2 separate regions of the Mus musculus genome follow, and region 2 is linked to region 1. Evidence: chromatin loops called from intact Hi-C (ENCODE). Cell type or tissue: left cerebral cortex. All regions are shown on one strand. Each heading gives the region's core, and the rest is flanking DNA. Links, peaks and the distances in the headings are about the cores only.

Region 1 (5,385 bases), core at 80-5,079:
GATTCTACCATCTCCCAAGAATGCAAATATAAGGACCCAGCCTTCAACACATGGATTTGGGAAGACATTACATGAAACTATAACAAAGACATTTTATTGAGTGATTACTATGTGGGAGGTATTTTCTAAGTATTTACATGTACAGCTTATGAAATTATCATAGTCTAATAAAAAGTATATATCCTCTAGTGTAATACCCTATTATACAGAGACAGAGAGGGAGACAGAGAGAGACAAAGAGGGAGAAAGGAGACAGAGATAGACAGAGAGAGATAGAGACAGAGAGAGGCCAGACTTGTTGAGAGGCCGCTGAAAGGATATCACATCTGTTCAGGGTTTTGGCAAAATGAAGTGTAGATAAACTTGTCTTGGAGCTGGGAAAGTTTTGCCAAGTATGTTTTGATCCCCAGAGATGCACTGACTAGAAATGTAGGCTAGAACCAGGCTGTCACTTATAGACCTACTGGGTGTGACTCTCAAGACGTGTGGAGAAGGCCATTCACCTAACTTGCAGAGAGATGGGCTACTATGAATCTGCTGAGGAATTTGTGAAGTTGCAGAGATTTCGGGGTTCAACACTCAACCTAGTGGAGGACAGAGGCATCAACTTTACCACATTGCCAGCAAGAGGTCAAGAATGGGTTGTTGAATTTCACTGAACACATTTCTTCTTTTGATAATGGCAAAAACTCCTCAGCATCTTCTCCTTCATCTGGATTTTTGTCTTTAGGGAACTGGTTTTCTCCTCTGGCTGGGACCCAACAGGGTGAAGACAGAGAAAAACATCAAATCAGGGCTTAAGAAGAATCAGCACTGAAAGCCCAGGAAGAGCATAATGAACACACAAGGTCATGAAACAAGGAATTGAAGGAATTCTGAGCCATGGAAATGAAGGCAGAGGACCACTGGAGAAGGAGATGGCCAAGTTATTGGCACCATGGCCAAGTGTGGAAGCCAAATAACCAAATAAATTATCCATACAACTACATATGAATTCCAGTAGACAGACAGACATAGATAAATACAAATATGAATTTCTCAAATAGAAAAAGGTATCATATCAGAGGTAAGAAAACATACAAAATGATGTGCCAAATAATGAAACAGAGAGTAACAAGAACAGCTAATAGTACTATTATAATCATAAACATAAAATATTGATAAAAGATCATGACATCTTAATATTGGTATTTTTCTCTTTCTCTGGTAGAGTGGTAACTTGTATTTACTAATTTTCAAAACTTTAATCAACTGTGTTGACACATTTGGTTATTTGCCTATTTGTATACTGATGTTTGAAAGAGAGACAAACTATAGGATGCTTCCAGGAAGTATGGAAATTTGAAAGTATAAAAGCAGCTAGAACTCATTTTTAATAACACTTAGTAGAAAGGCATATTTTCCAGCATTAATCCACTGCAGAGCAGCACTGGCAATGAACAAACTCTGTCAACCCAAAGATGGCATCAAAGGATCAAATAGACCTAGAAAGTGTCCCAGAGCTTCCTCCATCAAAATCATAAAATTGTCAGGCTGCAGAAAAGCCCTATTGCCAACTCAGCCTCGTGCAACCATGTTAACTCATTCCATGGGGGTCTGACTTCCTCTTTTGGCCTCCAATTGTACTACATGGCTGTGGTACATATCATACAAGAAGGCAAAGTGCTCAGACACATAAATGTCCTAGTTAGGGTTTCTATTGCTGTGATGAAACACCATGACCAAAGCAATGCAGGAAAGAGCTGATTTGGCTTATCACTGTTTGTCATTGAAAGGGGTCAGGACAGGAACTCAGGTAGGGAAGGAACCCGGAGGCAGGAGCTGATGTAGAAGCCATAGAGGACTGCTGCTTATTGGCTTGTTCCTCATGCCTTGCTCAGCCTGCTTTCTGAGAAAACGCAGGACCAATAGCTGAGGGGTGGCCCCAACCACAATGGGATGGGCCCTCCCGAATCAATCACTAATTAAGAAAACACCCTACAGCTGGATCTTATGGAGGCATTTTTTCAACCGAGGTTCCCTCCTTTCAGACAACTCTAGCTTCTGTTGAGTACACATAAAACAAAAAAAAAAAATAACCAATTCTTAAAAACACACACACACACACATAAAAATAAAAACAACCCCACGATGGCATAAGAAGCATGTAGTAATAGGGTGGGGAAAATGTGTTTGTAATTCTCCCGTCTCACTAGGACTCAATCAGAACAGCTTCAAATTCCCAAAACTCCAGGGAAAAGTAGAAAGTAGGCCAAAGAAACTTCACCAAGGGTTATATTCAAATGACCAATAAGCATATGGAAAGGAGCTCAGCTTCATTATCTGATAAAAAGATGCAAATTAGAAACACAATGAGATCCCATTGCACATCTACAAGGAAAGCTAAAACGAAAATAGTAAGTGTTGGCAGGGCTGTGGAGCAGTTGGAGCTCTTACATGCTGCTGATTCAACTGCTGAGGAGAACCCTTTGGTGATATATTTTTAAAGCAAAAAGTGCATGCGATTCATGGTCCTAAATATATATACTCAACAAAATGCTTTACAATGTACACCAAGGGGTGCACCAACATATTCAGAATAGCATTAATCCCAGCAGATAAAAATGAGAATGAAAGCAAATGTGCAATGCCTCTCAAGAGTAGAGTGGATAAATACATCAGATGTATTCCTACAATGGATGCTGTCCAGAAGGGAAAATGGAATAACTACTATCATACTCAACACCAGGATGAGTTTCACAAACATAACGCTGAGTAAAACAAGCCAGACACAGAAGAATATGCCATGTGCTTCCATGTGTGTACAAAGCTCAAAATAGAAAAAACTTAAATCTTTTAAGATCAAAGCCATGGATAAGGATAAGGGTGATGACTGAGACATGCTTAGAGATGCTTGGAGGCCCCTAGGCCTGTTCCACAATCTAAGTTGAGTATTGCTTTCATGAACATTTGATATCTTGTACAAAATCAGGATCCTCTCAAAGAACTGCACCCTGGGCTGGCAAGAGATGACTAGATGACTTAGCAGCTTTCAGAGAACACGAGTGTCCCTAATTCTCCAGTTTATAGGAACCCAATGCCTCCATGGACACTTATACTCCCTTACATTTCACACGCATACACACACACACACACACACACACACACACACACACACATACACACATGACTAAAAATGATAGAAGTAATTTTTAGTAATTTATTCCCTCATACATTGGTATGAAACTAATATATCCAACTATAGTTTTTCTACCCTCCCTCTGCCCCTCACCTCCTTCATCCCACCCACCTCTTCTTTTCCTATCTATTTTTCCTTCATATTCCTTCAGAAAAGGGTTTTTGATTCTGTGAGCTTTCTTGTGGTGTCTTTGACCCAGTCCCTGGCTCCTACAATCCTTCCTGTCCCTCTTCAGCAGAACTCCCCCACATTTGCCTAGTTTTTAGCTGTGAGTCTCTGCATCTGTTTCCATCAGTTGCTGGATAAAGTCTCTCCGATGACAATTGTGTTGTATAGCAGAACATCATTAGGAAACACTCACTGACATTTTTTGCCAGTTATGTTTGGCTCTATCCTAAGTCTATAGGCCATCAGTAATCTGGTTTCTGGTCCCCCAGGCAGTGTCAGGGGTGGGCTCTTTTTCATGGCATGGGTCTCAAGCTGGATCAATCATTGGATAGCCACTCCTGAGATTCCTGTGCCACCTTTACCCCAGCACAACATGTTGGCAGGACAAATTGTAGGTCTAAAATTTTGTGACTGGACTAGTGTCCAAAATCCTCCACTGGAAGTATTGCATTGTTTCAGGAGATAGCTGGTCCAACAGAAGAAAGATAAAAAGAAATATGGTACATTTAAACAATCGGGTATTACTCGGCTATTGAAAACTATATCATTATGAAATTTGCAGGCAAATGGATGGAACTAGAACAAATTGCCCTGAGCAAGGCAACCCAGACACAGAAAGACAAACATAGTGAGTACTCTCATATAAGTGGATATAAATTGTAAAGGATAAATCATGCTATAATCCACAGACCCAGAGAGGCTAAGTAATATAGAGAGCTTAAATGGGGAAGCATGGGTCTCCCTGGGTAGGGGAAATAAAATAGATAGTGCAGGGAGACTCAGGAATATAGGGGGGATCCGGTGGGAGGAGGATGGAGGAAGAGAGTGTGGGAAAAACAACTGGAATTAGGGTTTAGTAATTTAAAAAAAAAGTATGGTTTTTTTCTAAGTATGCATTCTTACTATTTTAAAAATAATTAAAAACAATGTCATATGAGTGTGATATCTCCACCTTCAAAAGGTAGAGAAAAAAAGATTCCTGTAAGAAGCTGTCTAGTGAGACTCATTGAGTTGGCAAGCTCTGATTAAGAGATAATGAAGGAGTTAGAAGCATAATTGGGGAAGTTTCTTTTCATGTATCTCACCTCTCTAGATGGATGCACACACTCGTGTGAGTCCACACATCAACACACATATACACATAAACACATGAAAGAAAAAATAAACAAAATAAATTGGTGAGTGTTCTCAGATAGAGGATGAGGTAAAAACCATGACAACAGCAACTGCTTCCTGAGCAGAAAGGGGAATACTCCAGAAAGTGTGAGGAAAAGGAAACCAGGACCTCAGAACTATCTTTCCCTGGGTCACATTGCTGCAAATGGTCTGTTCCCAGAGGGAACAGACCATTTGTTCACTTATCCATCCAAGCATCCACCCACTTATCCATTTACCTGTCCATGCATGAATTCATCCATCCATTCATGCACCCATCCAGCCATGCATCCATTAATCCACTCATAAATGGAAAAATCCATGAATCCGTCCATCCATCTTTCATCCATCCAACCATCTATCCATCTATCTATCTATCTATCTATCTATCTATCTATATATATATATATATATATATATATCCATCCATCCATCCATCCATCTATGCACCCATCTAGCCATGCATCCATTGATCCACTCATGCATGCATCTATCTATCCACCCATCCACCCATTCATTCCATTCATCTATCCTTCCAGACACCCACCCACACACTCATCATTTCAGTCTTCTATCTGTCCATACATCCAGAGTTCATCCATTCATCATCTGCAGACCACTAGCCTGGAACCCACGTCAATCCTTTTGCCTCAGTCAAGTTCTGAGATTATAGGCATATGCCATCACCACCATGTCCAACTTACATTCTGCTTTTAAAAACATATTTTCTATTTTGTACCCTAATTTAATGCAGTGAATAAATCCGTTTAATGGAACAGTGGGTAAGCCTGCTGAGTTGACAGGCATCCTTTTCATTTATCCTATCTATATATAACCTTAAACTTCTGTCCCTTATAAAAGTCCAATGTTTTTGTTCACCTGAT
Region 2 (5,385 bases), core at 256-5,255, 75 kb before region 1:
TTGGTCTGTTGTCAATTTCCCTTCTCTGGTGAGTAAACATCTATCTTCTGACCCCAAGAGCATCTCCAATTGGTGTTGTCCAACTGACCCCAACAGCATCTCTAATTGGCCCTGCCCAACTAAGCTTAAGGGTGAAAAAGTACATGTGGCCTCAAACATCTAAGTGGTATGATAGTCTGTTAGGAACCTGATATGTCACTCTCAATGGCTCTTGTTGTCGAAAGGAGCTGTGCTCATGTTCAAGGTTCTTTCAATCGGGAAGGATGACAACTAAGAGGTGGCCAATGAATCACTCTTAGTCACCATCTAGAAGATGAAGTTAGCTGCATTAGAAATTCATAACATTCAGCATGGGTGATTTTAAAACACGGTTGAGACCAGTGATTCCACTCTGATCTGACTGAACAAAATTTGAGCAGCCACAGAACTCCTGGCAGACAGAGTGAGAACAAAGGAGCTGTTTGATCTGTCTCTGGACAGAGAGTTTCTAAAGATCTGTGCTATTTTAAAAATCAATAAATTATTTTAAATAAAGCAAAGGCTGAGATTAGAGAGATTGCAGGAGCTCCTTGGTGTACTGAGAATGTGTGTGCTTGATTCTTGCAGCATGACCTTACGGAGAATGAGTTTGTGTGCTACCATAGGGGTCAGTGACAAAGCAATGCAAAACACTTTCAGGTTAGCCCTAAAGGCAGCCAAAAGATATCCTATATGACATTTCATTAATTAGAAAGTTCTAGAATCTATAGCTTCTTTTGTCCCTCAATTTCATTTTTACGCTAGAAACTGGCCCTGATTTTCAGGGTTAATATGTATAACACGATGGGTTTCTTAGAATTAGAACTTATCTCAATAACCAATTAGTATCCATTGTTCTTATAATGTTTAGGAGAAAACAAATTACTTTCAGCCCCACAGGTCTTCTGCTACAAATGTCAACTTTTACATATACTTAGCATAGTTTAGAATGCAAATACCACAGGTTAATATTTAATGGGATACTGATTTAATGGAAACCCTGAAACATATATCCAGAGGACTTGAAGACTTTTCAGCCTGGAACTACCCAGGGGAGCCCTCTACTACCTAAAGGACTGTTGGGGGACAAGTAAGAATGGCAGGATCTATAGTGCGGAGTGTAATGCCTGGCCAGAAGGTCACAGAAGGGCTCTGCTACAGATTACTAATTAGGGATTGAAGTGCATCTCCTTAACCGGAAATGTGTTCTTTACTGTTAACTGTGAGTGAGCAGGTGCTCTGAAAGCGCCCACTGGGACAGAGTAGGAACAAGGGAAAAGAGTACTTTCCCGATAGGATAAGATCTATGGGGTCAGGGGTCCTACATCTTTATACTGTCTCATCAAAAGCCTTCACTTGGGTCAGAGAGGTAGATTTGTTAGTAAAATGCCTGTTATACAATCAGGAAGGCCTGAGTTCACGTTCCAACATTCACAGAAAAAGTGGTGGCACGCACTGGTAATCCCCATACTGAAAAGTGCAGATAGAAGCATCCCTGGGACTTGGCAGACACCTTACAAGCCTAGTTGTCACATCTCAGGTCTCAACAAAAGACCTTATTTCATAAACGAGGTAGACAGTTACTGAAGAGCAATACCCAGTGTTGACCTCTGGCCTCTACACACATGTGCACATACACACACACAGAGAGAGAGAGAGAGAGAGAGAGAGAGAGAGAGAGAGAGAGAGAGAGAGAGAGAGAGAGAGAGCTTAATTCGAACAGCAGGCACACTGCTGGCTTCATAGCTGACCCACGGTAGAACTTTTCATATCTGCAAGTGTAAGTGACTCATTCTAAAGGACAAAGGACAGCATTCCATCCCTCTCTCCACAAAGCCCAGAAGACAAGCTTCCAAGCAACAGATGTAGCTCCTTCAACCACTCAGAAGCATCTGGTGTGAGGAACACAAGCTGGCAAGGCAGAAGCTATTCTTGAGATAATTCTGTTTTGAGACATCTCTACATAGATTTTTAAAGCACCCATCTTCATGTCCACAATGCTTTTGTTCCAACAGAATTACAGCCAAATTTTACTTCAACAGCTGTGTACAATACATACTTATAGGAATTTTTAAAAATCACCCTCTATTTCCATTTTTCCCTGCTACTCAGTTCTTTGGTGTGGGTATGGATGGTATTACAATCTGGTGGAGGGGGTTGGAGATGAACAGAGTTAATGGTAGTTAATCTCTCTGGAGGCTGACTAGGGTTGAGAGCTTTCCCCTCACTGAACACCATATTCTTCTTCCAGACTGAAGGTCAGAACACTTCTACTGTAGTATTTAGTTTTTCCAAGCCATAGTTTCTGGGGAAAGTCTTAAATTTACACATAAGCATCTAAGATCAATATTTAAATAATTGGATATTAAATTATTCCAGTCAAGCACAATAGGTTAAAACCAGGTGACTACTCGGATCTACCCAATAGGCTGATAGCAGGATGAACCCTGTTCTAAACAATGAGTATTCCCATAGGGTTCTGTAGCTTGGTATATAACCATTGCTCTAATCAGCTTCAACTGTAAAATTGTCACAGCTTAGAGTCATCTGAGAAGGGAGTACCAATTGTGGGACTTCCCTGATCAAATTGGCCTGTGGAGATATTTGTTGCTTTTGAATTAATGTGGATGGAGCCATTCCCTGAGGTTGTACTTGACCATATAAGAAACCTAGCTGGGTGAGCCCTGGAGGGAGCCAATAGGCAGCGTCTTTTGTGATTTCTGTTTAATTTCTGTCCTGACTTCCCTTATGATGAATGGTAACCTGAAAGTATATGCCAGATAAATGCTCCTCCTATAGGTTGCTTTTGGTCATGTTATTTGTCTCAGCAACAGAGTGTGATTAGAACATCCTAGTTATCCTTTGTTTCATATGATCTAAGCCTCCCCAATGGTCAGCTTGCTATATAAGAAGCTGTAAACTGAGTTTTAGAAACAAACATGCCAAGGATCAGGAAACTCAAGCTACGTGAACAAACCCCCAGACAAAGCTGTTTATGAGGTCAGAGGAAGAGCTCTGGCACCTACTCCACAAGCAAAGAATGCATGGCATAACACTTTCAACTTAGAGACACGTGTCTCCCCACAGGTGTAAAATGTTTCCAGGAGTGAGAAGCTTCCATACTGGTATGACTGGTATTCAGAATCACTGACAGAAACACATCTCTCTGAGGAAGGGAATCATCTACATGGGATGAGAATGTCTTTCCTTATGGTATTACTTGGAGTATTGCTAGAAGCAGGAGGCAGAATGTCAACTCAAACAGACAAACACAAGGAGAGAGGGGATAGCTAACATGTCTGGAAGGGTTAGGGACAGGCAGGAGTCAGTATGACAGGGTCCAGAAATTAAAAATCTGTACCTTTTTGGTTGAGTCTTTCCCTTCACACTGTTCTTTGCCACTACCCACTATGTTGGTTCCCCTTTCTGGAAGGTTCTGTCCATTCAGGGTCCTTCAGTGCAGTGGTTAACATTGATTGTCAACTTGACATGATCCAATACCACCAAAGCCTCTAGCCTCAAGCCTCAAGGCAGGCTCTATAGGATTCTGTCAATTAGGTTAAGTGAGGCGAAAGGACCCACTCTGAATTCGGGAAGCACCATCCATGGCCTGGGGGTCTTGACTGCACAAAATGAAAAGCAGAGCTGAGCATGGGCACTCATCCCTCTCTGCTTCCTGACTGGGGATGCGGTGTGAGAGCTGCCTCAGCTCCTGCCCCCATGCTTCCCCAACCCTGGTGGATGTGCTGTACCCTCAAGCCTGAGCCAAAATGGACCTTCCTTCTTTAACTTGCTTTTTTGCCTTATGTTTGCCTTATGTCTCACAGTGATGAGAAAAGGAACTGATGTGCTAGCAGAAAGAGAAGAAGCTTCCCTTCCAAGGCAGCTATCATGGGCTCAGAACAGCCCATATGCACACCTGTGTGAAACACATCAGCCAAGGTTGAAGCAATGTGCCAGAGCTTTGAGTATATCCCAGGGGCCCTGACGAGATGGACTCAACCCTGCTCCAGACATATGGACTAATGTGGAGACAGTTTTGCTTCCTAAATGACAGGTGTACTTTCTGCCCTAGAGGGAGGAAGATGGATTCTGCTTGCAAATTTTTACAAATATTCAACATAAAAGGTAAAAAACAAAAATCAGCATCAATAACTAGCCAGTTAGTGCAAAATCATCTCACAGAGATAAATTATCCAATAACTTTACAGATCTCCAGTCAGCTAATTTTTAAAAAGATGTATTTCAAAATTACACATAGTTGGATGGAGATAAGGTATACCCAAGCTTAGACATCTGTAGAAACTAGAAATAGGCCCCACAAGATCTGGAGTTACAGGTGCTTGTGAGCTGCCTGACATGGGTGCTGATGTGGGTGCTGAGGTTAGAACTTGGGTTCTCAGCAAGAACCGCTTGAGCTCTTAGCTACCCAACTATCTCTCCATCTCTGAGACAGATTAAGAAAAATCAATGAGACACTCAGTGCTCATGTGGCGATGTCTTCACATCCCTGTATCTTGGTAGCTCTGAACTTGAATTTTGATGCTGTTTTAGCTTTTGAGTTGAGCTTTCCAAGGAATGGTGTGACTTCCTCATCTCACATGTGGTGGCCATCCCTGTTCACTGGCCTTTCTGCAACACAAACAACAGAAAGATAAAGATATTAATGTCCTGCTCTCACTTGAACAAATAAGTGGTTGTGCTGTGTAGTAAGATTGGATAAAACCTGGCCAATCACATTAGAAATAGATATTTAAAGATGGTTGTAGTGGTACATCCCTATGGTCCCAGCACTCAGGAGGCTGAGGCAAGAGGATCAGGTATTTGAGGCCAGCATGTGTAACATGGTGAGGTTTTGTCTCAGATATCAGATGAAAGAAGAAAGGAAGAGATGAAGGGAGGGATGGAGACTGAAAGAGGTGGGGGACAGTAAAGGACAGACAGACAGACACAGAGGGAGAAGGAAAGAGATTTTAATTCCACTTTTTTTTTTGTTTAGAAGATGAAAACAAATCTGGAGTGAGTTGATCATCTCATAGTTGTGAAGCATCTATAGGATGCCAGGATTATCCATCTACCTGCCGGTTCTTGCAGCCTGAAACAACACCTATCCATCCCTATGTGCTACAATTACAAAGTGGCTCTGGGTTTGCTGGGAAATGCTAGGGAACCTGGACCACAGACACTTGAGACTGGAGTTCCATGGGCTGGAATGGAAAATGGCTCAGGATCCTACACACTTTCAGCTGTCTGTGAGGTGTGACACTCTCAAGTCTTGTACTCAGCATCCTCAGGGAACCTTCCTGCCACATGCAGGGAGACCTGGAAGGAGATAAGCTCACCTCTGTTTGTGTTTACTCAGCCACT

The links. Peaks named below come from ENCODE experiments on the same cell type or tissue, not always from the same donor. Only the 100,000 strongest peaks of a DNase experiment are listed, where the experiment ranks them.
Region 2: a loop joins it to region 1, with 2.8 times the contacts of the local background. A loop is called at or near these places in 2 of 42 quality-filtered maps.

The regions. Positions count from the first base shown.
Region 1 is chr11:56,790,470-56,795,854 of GRCm38, forward strand. No RefSeq gene overlaps it. Among named protein-coding and RNA genes, the nearest start is that of Gm39826, 67 kb to the left of the region's middle. In left cerebral cortex, for the core only: no CTCF peak of the experiment used is centred there; a DNase peak (open chromatin) is centred at 2,442; H3K27ac peaks cover 467 bases.
Region 2 is chr11:56,715,265-56,720,649 of GRCm38, forward strand. It overlaps Gm39826 (a long non-coding RNA gene), which reads right to left. Exons shown (of 2, transcript XR_879875.1): 2 at 4,243-4,650. Among named protein-coding and RNA genes, the nearest start is that of Gm39826, 8.7 kb to the right of the region's middle. In left cerebral cortex, for the core only: a CTCF peak has its summit at 2,141; a DNase peak (open chromatin) is centred at 1,918.